Regions from separate parts of the Homo sapiens genome. Here all the other regions are linked to region 1. A link is a loop called in an ENCODE intact Hi-C map of the cell type or tissue named here. Cell type or tissue: endothelial cell of umbilical vein. All regions are shown on one strand.

Region 1 (2,500 bases):
ATGTCACTGTACTGTAGCCTGGCTGACAGCAAGACTCTGTCTCAAATAAAAATAATAATAAATGACATAATGCATGCTCCTGTTTCTTTCCTCCTACTATATTCTTCACATTGTACTTTTTGTTCAATGTCTGTGTTTCCCACTGGACTATAGTTCCTGGGGTCGAATATGATGTTGTTCTTGGAGGCTGCTATATAACTGACAATCAGCCCAATGCCTTGTACAGAGATGTACCTGGACATACTTCTGCTGAACGAATGAATGAATGAGTTTAACAGTATTTTGTTAAGTATACAGAATTGTTACTTGAGCTTTTGCCATTTCTTGACTGCTAACTGGTTAATTTCTTATCCAGAGAAAACCCTCCTACTCAAAAGTTGTTTACAGGGAATGACGCCCTTGAGTCACATCACAGTGATAAAATATGTACTCGGCAATCCCTCCTCACCCCCAAACTGGCCTCTTGCAATCTCCACCACATGATGATCCCGTGACGTCTAGGAAACAGCCCATTCTGTAGAGAATAAAAAGCTGTCCATCTCTCATTGTTCCTCCTTATAACCTTCCTCTCCTGCCCTGGCTCCTCACCCCCATCCTTTTCTATTTTCTACTTCCTGATCCATCTTGTCCCCAGGCCACTACTTGAAGTATGAGCAGTCTCCCTGCCTTAGGCAATTGATAGGTCCAGGGACACCGAGGTCAGAGCACAGATTGTTTTCCAAGTGTCCCTGAAGCCCCTGTATGGTGCTGGGGAGTCAAGCCCAAGGAGGCAGTTCACAGGAAATGGGACTGAATTTGCAACAAGCGGCACAAAGTGGCACCGGATATCACCAAACAACCAAAACACTCATTGTTTTCTCCCCACCCTGTGACCCAGGCCTGGGTTTATAAAGAGACAGCAGCTGCAGTCCTGGAAATCCCAGGTGAACACTCAACAGAGGGCACTGTTAGAAGGAAGCCAGGTGCTAGGCTTTGAGTGAGGGATGTTGACTGAGATTTCTGGGGTTCCATTTTTGTCTAGAATTATGTTTGCCTAAGCAATGTGCAGGCGATAACAAGATTCTTGTGGAATTTCAGCATGGGAATGGTCCAATTGTGAGTCATTTCCTCAGTTACTTAGTCAGCAACCTGGTACTTACTGAAGGTCTTCTACATGCTGGGCACCAGGCTAGGGGTGGAGACAGACAAGGGAAGATGCTCAGCACATGAGCCTTCAGGCCAAAGTGAGCTTCTGTTCTAGTTCTCATTCTGCTTCTTACTCTCCGAGCAACCTCAAGCAGCTGTATGACCTCATGGAGACAAACTGTGAATATTAAACAGAGATAATACATATGAACATCCAGGGGCTCAATGGGATAATTTATGTATGTATCGAAGTTCCTGATTTCAAGATCTTGGTTATAGTTCTCTGCTCTTAACACTACTGCATAAGAGAATGATCTGGAGAAATTTTAAAGAATGCCAATGCCTAAGTCCCACCTCCAGAGATCCTAGGAACATTGCTCTATTTATGAAGCTTCCCACATCACTTAATGTGCAGCCAGGATTGAGGACAACTGTGTGACAAGACAAAATTAACACATGGCATAATTAGAGAAAAGTTGATCACAACATGTCTGCATTCCCTTTCAAATAACATTAGTCCTGATGGCAACATTCTCATCCAAATTATCCAGATGAGCTTTGCAAATTTCCAACAAACTCGTTGACTATCCAACAATTGTATTAGAGGCTTCTTCTAAAATCCATATTTACCTTCTTTTACAACATTTCCTTTATCTTTAGTAAAACTCTGGCCTCTTTCTCTTGCCTACCCCCTCCTCTGTGGACTGTAAAAATGTGAAAGATTTATCTCCAGAAGCACATTCGAGTTCACTTATAAGTTTCTCTATAAGTTCACTTCCCATGAAAGTTAAAACAAAGACAGCAAGGAGGAGAAATAGAGAATACTAAGTACCTTTTACAGTCCCCTCTCTCCACTCTCCCTCTCTCCACCTCCCCAAAATCCAGCTCATCTGATTTCTATTATGCCCATATAAATGTCTCCTAAGCCTTGGGCATTTGGGGACATTGCCAACTCCACAGCTACTTCATGGTTTCACATTCCCCTTGCTCCTGTAACTCTGGCCCAAAGCACCAACTAAGCTCTGACCTTGACTGTTGAAGACAGCATGAGCATCAAACACTTACATGTGTGTTTTATTCAATAATACTTTTAAGCCACTGTCTTCCTCCAGCAACATGACACCTGCCAATCCAGGAAATCAAATCCCTTAAGAAAGATCAGTAAACAAATCTTCCTGGAAACCTGCATTGGAGGTGAGACAATCAAATGCAACGATGTAAGTAATTATCCAAGGCCATTGCAAGGAGAATCAGGTGCTCCTGTCTCCCACTATGCAACACAAGGCCTAGTTCTCTAGTTACAGAGCACAATGTTGCTGTAATAGCCTAATTGATTTATAATGTTTTTCTCTGTATTGCAGCATGTGTGCAATTA
Region 2 (2,500 bases), 60 kb before region 1:
TTTTTTTTTTTTTTTTTTTTTTTGAGACGGAGTCTCGCTCTGTTGCCCAGGCTGGAGTGCAGTGGCGCTGTCTCAGCTCACTGCAAGCTCCGCCTCCCGGGTTCACACCATTCTCCTGTCTCAGCCTCCCAAGTAGCTGAGACTACAGGCACCCACGACCAAGCCCGGCTAATTTTTTGTATTTTTAGTAGAGACGGGGTTTCACTGTGTTAGCCAGGATGGTCTCGATCTCCTGACCTCATGATCCACCAGCCTCGGCCTTCGAAAGTGCTGGAATTACAGGTGTGAGCCACCGCGCCCGCCCAGGGATCTTTGTAACTGACATTAAAACGTAAATACTGATGTTCACATTAAGGAGCGTTTTGGCATATCATCATTACTAATGTATATTTTGCCCTTTGATTTGAAATCAATGAGTTGGAAAAGCATTTGTGTGTCTCACAGGGTATCTATAACAGCATGGATTAACATTTTGGGGTAAAACAAGTATGGAACAGTTTTTATGAGTTCTTTTTTCCTGTTAACTAATATTCACATCAGTGAAAACTTTGAATTCTCATCAATCTGTTTAAATTTTCTTATTATAATTAAGCACAACACATTTTCCCTTTTTTTAATTGACGTATAATAATTTTACAAGGTACATAGTGATGTTTTCATACATATCATGTATAGTGATCAGATCAGGGTAATTAGCATATTTATCATCTCAAACCTTTATTATTTCTTTGTGTTGAGAACATTTTCTTACAAACAGTTTTTCATGAGTTGGGTGGTTTTCTAGGAGAGACACTGAGTTTAGGCAGACCCGAGGAAAGTGAAATGAAAAGATCAGGGGTAGTATCTCTTGATGAGGCTGAAATACAAGCATAGTGAAAATTTAAACACAAGGCATTTTATTTCTTTCGATGATATTATAAAAAGAAAATCATGACTGAGTGATTCATAAATGAATAAACATTATTTTATTCACTTTTTTTTTTCTGTACAAAGTCCTGATTCCTGATTTTCCTATGACCTTATGTTCTTCAGCAGCACTTGTTTTTACAATTAAGAGCTAATTACTATCCTGGACCCCTGGAAACTTGTGAACTTTCCAAAGGTCATTATAACTTAGTATCGGCTAAATGCAGCTCGAGAAGGCCCAAATGAAACAAAACTTAGAAACTGTGTTCTTAATCTTGTTTATCATTAATCTGGAGACAAATGGACTTTATCTAGTTTATACGAAAACTCAGGCACTGGAGTCTGTGCACACACACACGCATGCACGTTCATGGTCAAATGTTTTGCCGAATCAGCTGAATGAAATGATTCATGGGAGGCAAACTTCTCTGTCAGCTACACATCAGATAATTGATGCTATTTATAATAGAAATGAAATAGGAGGCTAAAAACTAACAAAGAAAAGAATTCCTTGGAATTGCCGTTGTTTTCTTTGGAAGAAGGGAAGGAACCAGTGACTCAGTTTGGCAATACATTGATCTCATTAGAACAATGCCAGAGCATGGAGTAAAGCTGAATATATTGCAAATAAGTGTAACATTGAGACATATTTCACAACGGACTGTTTCCTAGCAATCAGATTCAGTATAGGGAAAGGGCTGTGACAAATTCAAACAGGGGAGAAAAGAGACCAAACACAGAATGAATCTCTTCTTCTTCTTCTTTTTTTTTTTTTTCTTTTGAGACAGAGTCTTGCTCTGTCGCCCAGGCTGGAGTGCAGTGGCGTGATCTCGGCTCACTGCAAGCTCCGCCTCTCAGGTTCACGCCATTCTCCTGCCTCAGCCTCCCAAGTAGCTGGGACTACAGGCGCCCGCCACCAGGCCCGGCTAATTTTTTTGTATTTTTAGTAGAGATGGGGAGAATGAATCTCTTCTAATCCCTTTTAACCAAACCCAAGAATCATGCCAATATTAAGAAAATGACAGAATGCTTTCCAGGTTATTAGAAATGTACTGTGAAGATGACATTTTTGTATGACTATGCAATGCAGATTATACAATATTTACTACACAATGTAGCCATAAGACTAAAAGAAAAGTTAACTATGATAATAGGTTTTATACATTAAGCACCTTTTATTGTTTTAAATATCTTATGTAATCTAAGTAAATTAATCCTCACAACAGACTTGAGAGTTTGCAGTATTACTTCTTTTGCAATTGTTGTGTAGGAGGTTTGGAGATGATAAGGATAAAAGGAAAATAATGTAATCTTTAATTCACAACACACCTGAAATGCAAGGGATGTGGTATTCCTTACAAATACCCAGATGACCATAATGAAGACACATGTATCTGAAATAACTTTGGTAGAGGAAAAAGTTGTTTCTTTGTAGATGAAAAATATTTTATAGAGACTTAAATTTTCATCCTGGGTTCATTCATTTCCAAACCTGCTTTTCCATAAAGTCTGTGAAATAGGAGACGTAGGAAGCCTCACGTCTACCGTTCAGTGTGCCTTTTGACCCCTAGTTCTCAATCCAGTGCTGGATGGG
Region 3 (2,500 bases), 530 kb before region 1:
GATAAGGAAAGTTTTCTTAATCTTTCACTTTCCTTGGACTTTAAGATAGAGTTAAAAAGGTTGAGAAAAACTGATAAAGTTTCCCAAATCTCTTCTCCTAAAAATTGTGCAAGAGCTATATCTGTTACAGAGTTTCCTACACATGAATATCTTCAAAAGAGAGATTTTGGAACCTTGTGTAGCCCAATAAAATACTATTGCTCCCATATCAAATGCAAAATCAGAAACTTAGTAGCTGAAGAGATTATATTTTTTTATGTAGTTAAGGTGGTAGGACAATGAGTATGTCCAAACCCTTTATACAATCCAACATCACAAAGATAGACAAATAAATTTTCTGCAAGGCTGCATTTGCTTTCATTGTGTCAGATGTTCTTCATAATTTGAAATATAAATTTGAGATGCTCTCTAATCTCTTTACCTTCACTCTGTGGTGTTAGTGTGGAAAAACACAGCATGCTCTTTCAATACAGCATCTCGGTCTTGGTGGTGATTTGTTGTCATGGAGAAAAAGCAGTAGGGCTGATCTTAGCTAGATTGTGGTCCCTAGGAACTACAGACTAGTGTTTGAGCAGTTCAATGTTCGGCCTCATGAACTTTGAAATCCCAATTCTGTTGGCCAAGGATAACACCCTAATACCTAGTTCAATGCGTTCAATAAAAAGATTGCAAAAGAAGTTCATCATTTTAATACTAAATGTCTGAATGAGCACTTAAATGGAAATGGTCAACTCCATTTTCCTTTCTTCATCTCTTCATTTTTGAGCTACTTCAGTGTGGGTAGAATATGGGCAAATGTTCTCCTTCCCTTCACTTCTGGTCACATAATCATACTTGGTTGTGCAGTGTACCGTGAAAGACAGCAATATGACCTTTCCTAAAATATTGATGATGCATGATGAGAATAAAGACCAACCCAGCTTTCCTGGCCTCGTTAAGTGAAAGAAGGGCCTCCATCACTTGTGACTTCAACACTAAAAGAGGATCATCTTCAAGGCAAATTACTTCTTTTGTTCTGTTGTCCCTTCACTCACACCAAAGTCAGTTAAACCTATTAGTAGCATTTACACTTAATACAGACTGTCACAACCCAATTAAATTCACATCCCTTAATCAGGGAGCTCAGTTCTACTGGTATCTCCCTCTGAATTAACCTACTTCTAGCCTGGTTCTGTACTGTATTACCACAAGGACATGGGGAAGATAATAGAAGAGGTGGCGTAGATGTATGGGTGGAGGCAGCCATAGGTATTTGGTCAGCCAGACGGATGTTTTAAAACTATTCACAAGGGAGTGCTGTAGCATAGGTTGGACAAGAGAATTTGTTTCTCTGGTGTTTTCTGTTTGACACAACTCTCTTTATCAGCAGCACAAGCCTGGAATTCCTGAAGCCACACTCATATCCTGCCATCGGTTTTTACGTAAACCCCCCATTGATTGGGATGGGAGTTTCACAAGTAGAACAATGGCCGGATACGTGGGAGGGAAAGGAGGAATATGGGATGTTTGATCTGTACTTGTGCATTTGTAGGGGATGGTGTCTACATGGGCAAAGAGATATGAATAAGTCACTAACTGGTGAATTTAACCACATGCAAGCAAGTCTTTGAAATCACTAAGGCCAGAAAAAAGCAACCCAACAGATTTAAGTTACATTTATTATCTGTTATATTCATGCATCGACTTGAATGAGAATAATAACTAAGATAATAACAACTAGCAGTTGCACAGCACTTTACAATTACAAAGTGCTTTTACTTCCATACTACTTTTGATTCTTATTATTAGTAAGGTTGGTAGAAAAATTAACGTTATGCATTATTACTACCAGTACTACTATTATTTTACAGGTAGGAAAGGAGATTGGAGAAGTTATTATCTGACCGAAGACCACACAATTAATAAGTGGGTCTGAACCTAGATTTCCAAACTTCAGACTGCATGTGGCTTTCACAAAATCATTCTGCCACTGTCACAGTAATCTGGCAAAATACTCCAGAGGTTTACTGCCAGCCTTCCTAAGGTTTTGTCTCACCTTTTTTAGGCAAGAAGCACCTTACAGCACACAGCATTGACACATTATATTTACATTGTGTGGGCATGAAGTCACATTTGGTAACTTTGGCTAACTGAATATTGGCTGACTGAACTTTGCCTGACAAATAAAAAGACGGGGCGGGTGCTCTTTCTTTAGTAAAAAGTCCAAATAAGGCTCGGAATCTGAAATGCCGCATGATTTACAGCAATCTTGTTACATTGGCAACAAGAAAGCCATCCAATGAGCCACCCAGTAGTTAGTCAAAGTGTAGTAATTAATTCACGCTTTTCTTGAAGAAACTCAAAGCAACTCACTACTCCAGTTTTTTACCAAATCCATGGAAGAAGAGGATCATCAAGAAGCCTTAATCCTTTTGGGTAAATGGACCCACTGAGAAGGGGAGAGTAACTTGTCCAATGTCACGAAGCCAGCCTAAGGCAAAACCAGGTACAGAACTCAGAC

What was found. A loop is a pair of places that touch in the nucleus more often than their neighbours do. Peaks named below come from ENCODE experiments on the same cell type or tissue, not always from the same donor. Only the 100,000 strongest peaks of a DNase experiment are listed, where the experiment ranks them.
Region 2: a loop joins it to region 1, with 5 times the contacts of the local background. A loop is called at or near these places in 3 of 110 quality-filtered maps.
Region 3: it touches region 1 in a loop (2.1-fold over the local background); 3 of 110 quality-filtered maps call a loop at or near these places.

What each region holds. Positions count from the first base shown.
Region 1 is chr11:128,179,263-128,181,762 of GRCh38, reverse strand. LINC02725 (long intergenic non-protein coding RNA 2725) reads right to left here. Exons shown (of 6, transcript NR_183639.1): 5 at 1,140-1,303. Among named protein-coding and RNA genes, the nearest start is that of LINC02098, 28 kb to the left of the region's middle. In endothelial cell of umbilical vein, no CTCF peak of the experiment used is centred here; a DNase peak (open chromatin) is centred at 1,072; H3K27ac peaks cover 1,660 bases.
Region 2 is chr11:128,239,634-128,242,133 of GRCh38, reverse strand. It overlaps LINC02098 (long intergenic non-protein coding RNA 2098), which reads right to left. Exons shown (of 4, transcript NR_146647.1): 4 at 693-856. Among named protein-coding and RNA genes, the nearest start is that of LINC02098, 32 kb to the right of the region's middle. In endothelial cell of umbilical vein, no CTCF peak of the experiment used is centred here; a DNase peak (open chromatin) is centred at 1,413; H3K27ac peaks cover 1,869 bases.
Region 3 is chr11:128,708,504-128,711,003 of GRCh38, reverse strand. The region is part of intron 1 of FLI1 (Fli-1 proto-oncogene, ETS transcription factor); the gene reads right to left. Among named protein-coding and RNA genes, the nearest start is that of SENCR, 14 kb to the right of the region's middle. In endothelial cell of umbilical vein, a CTCF peak has its summit at 1,288; DNase peaks (open chromatin) are centred at 1,423 and 2,118; H3K27ac peaks cover 2,444 bases.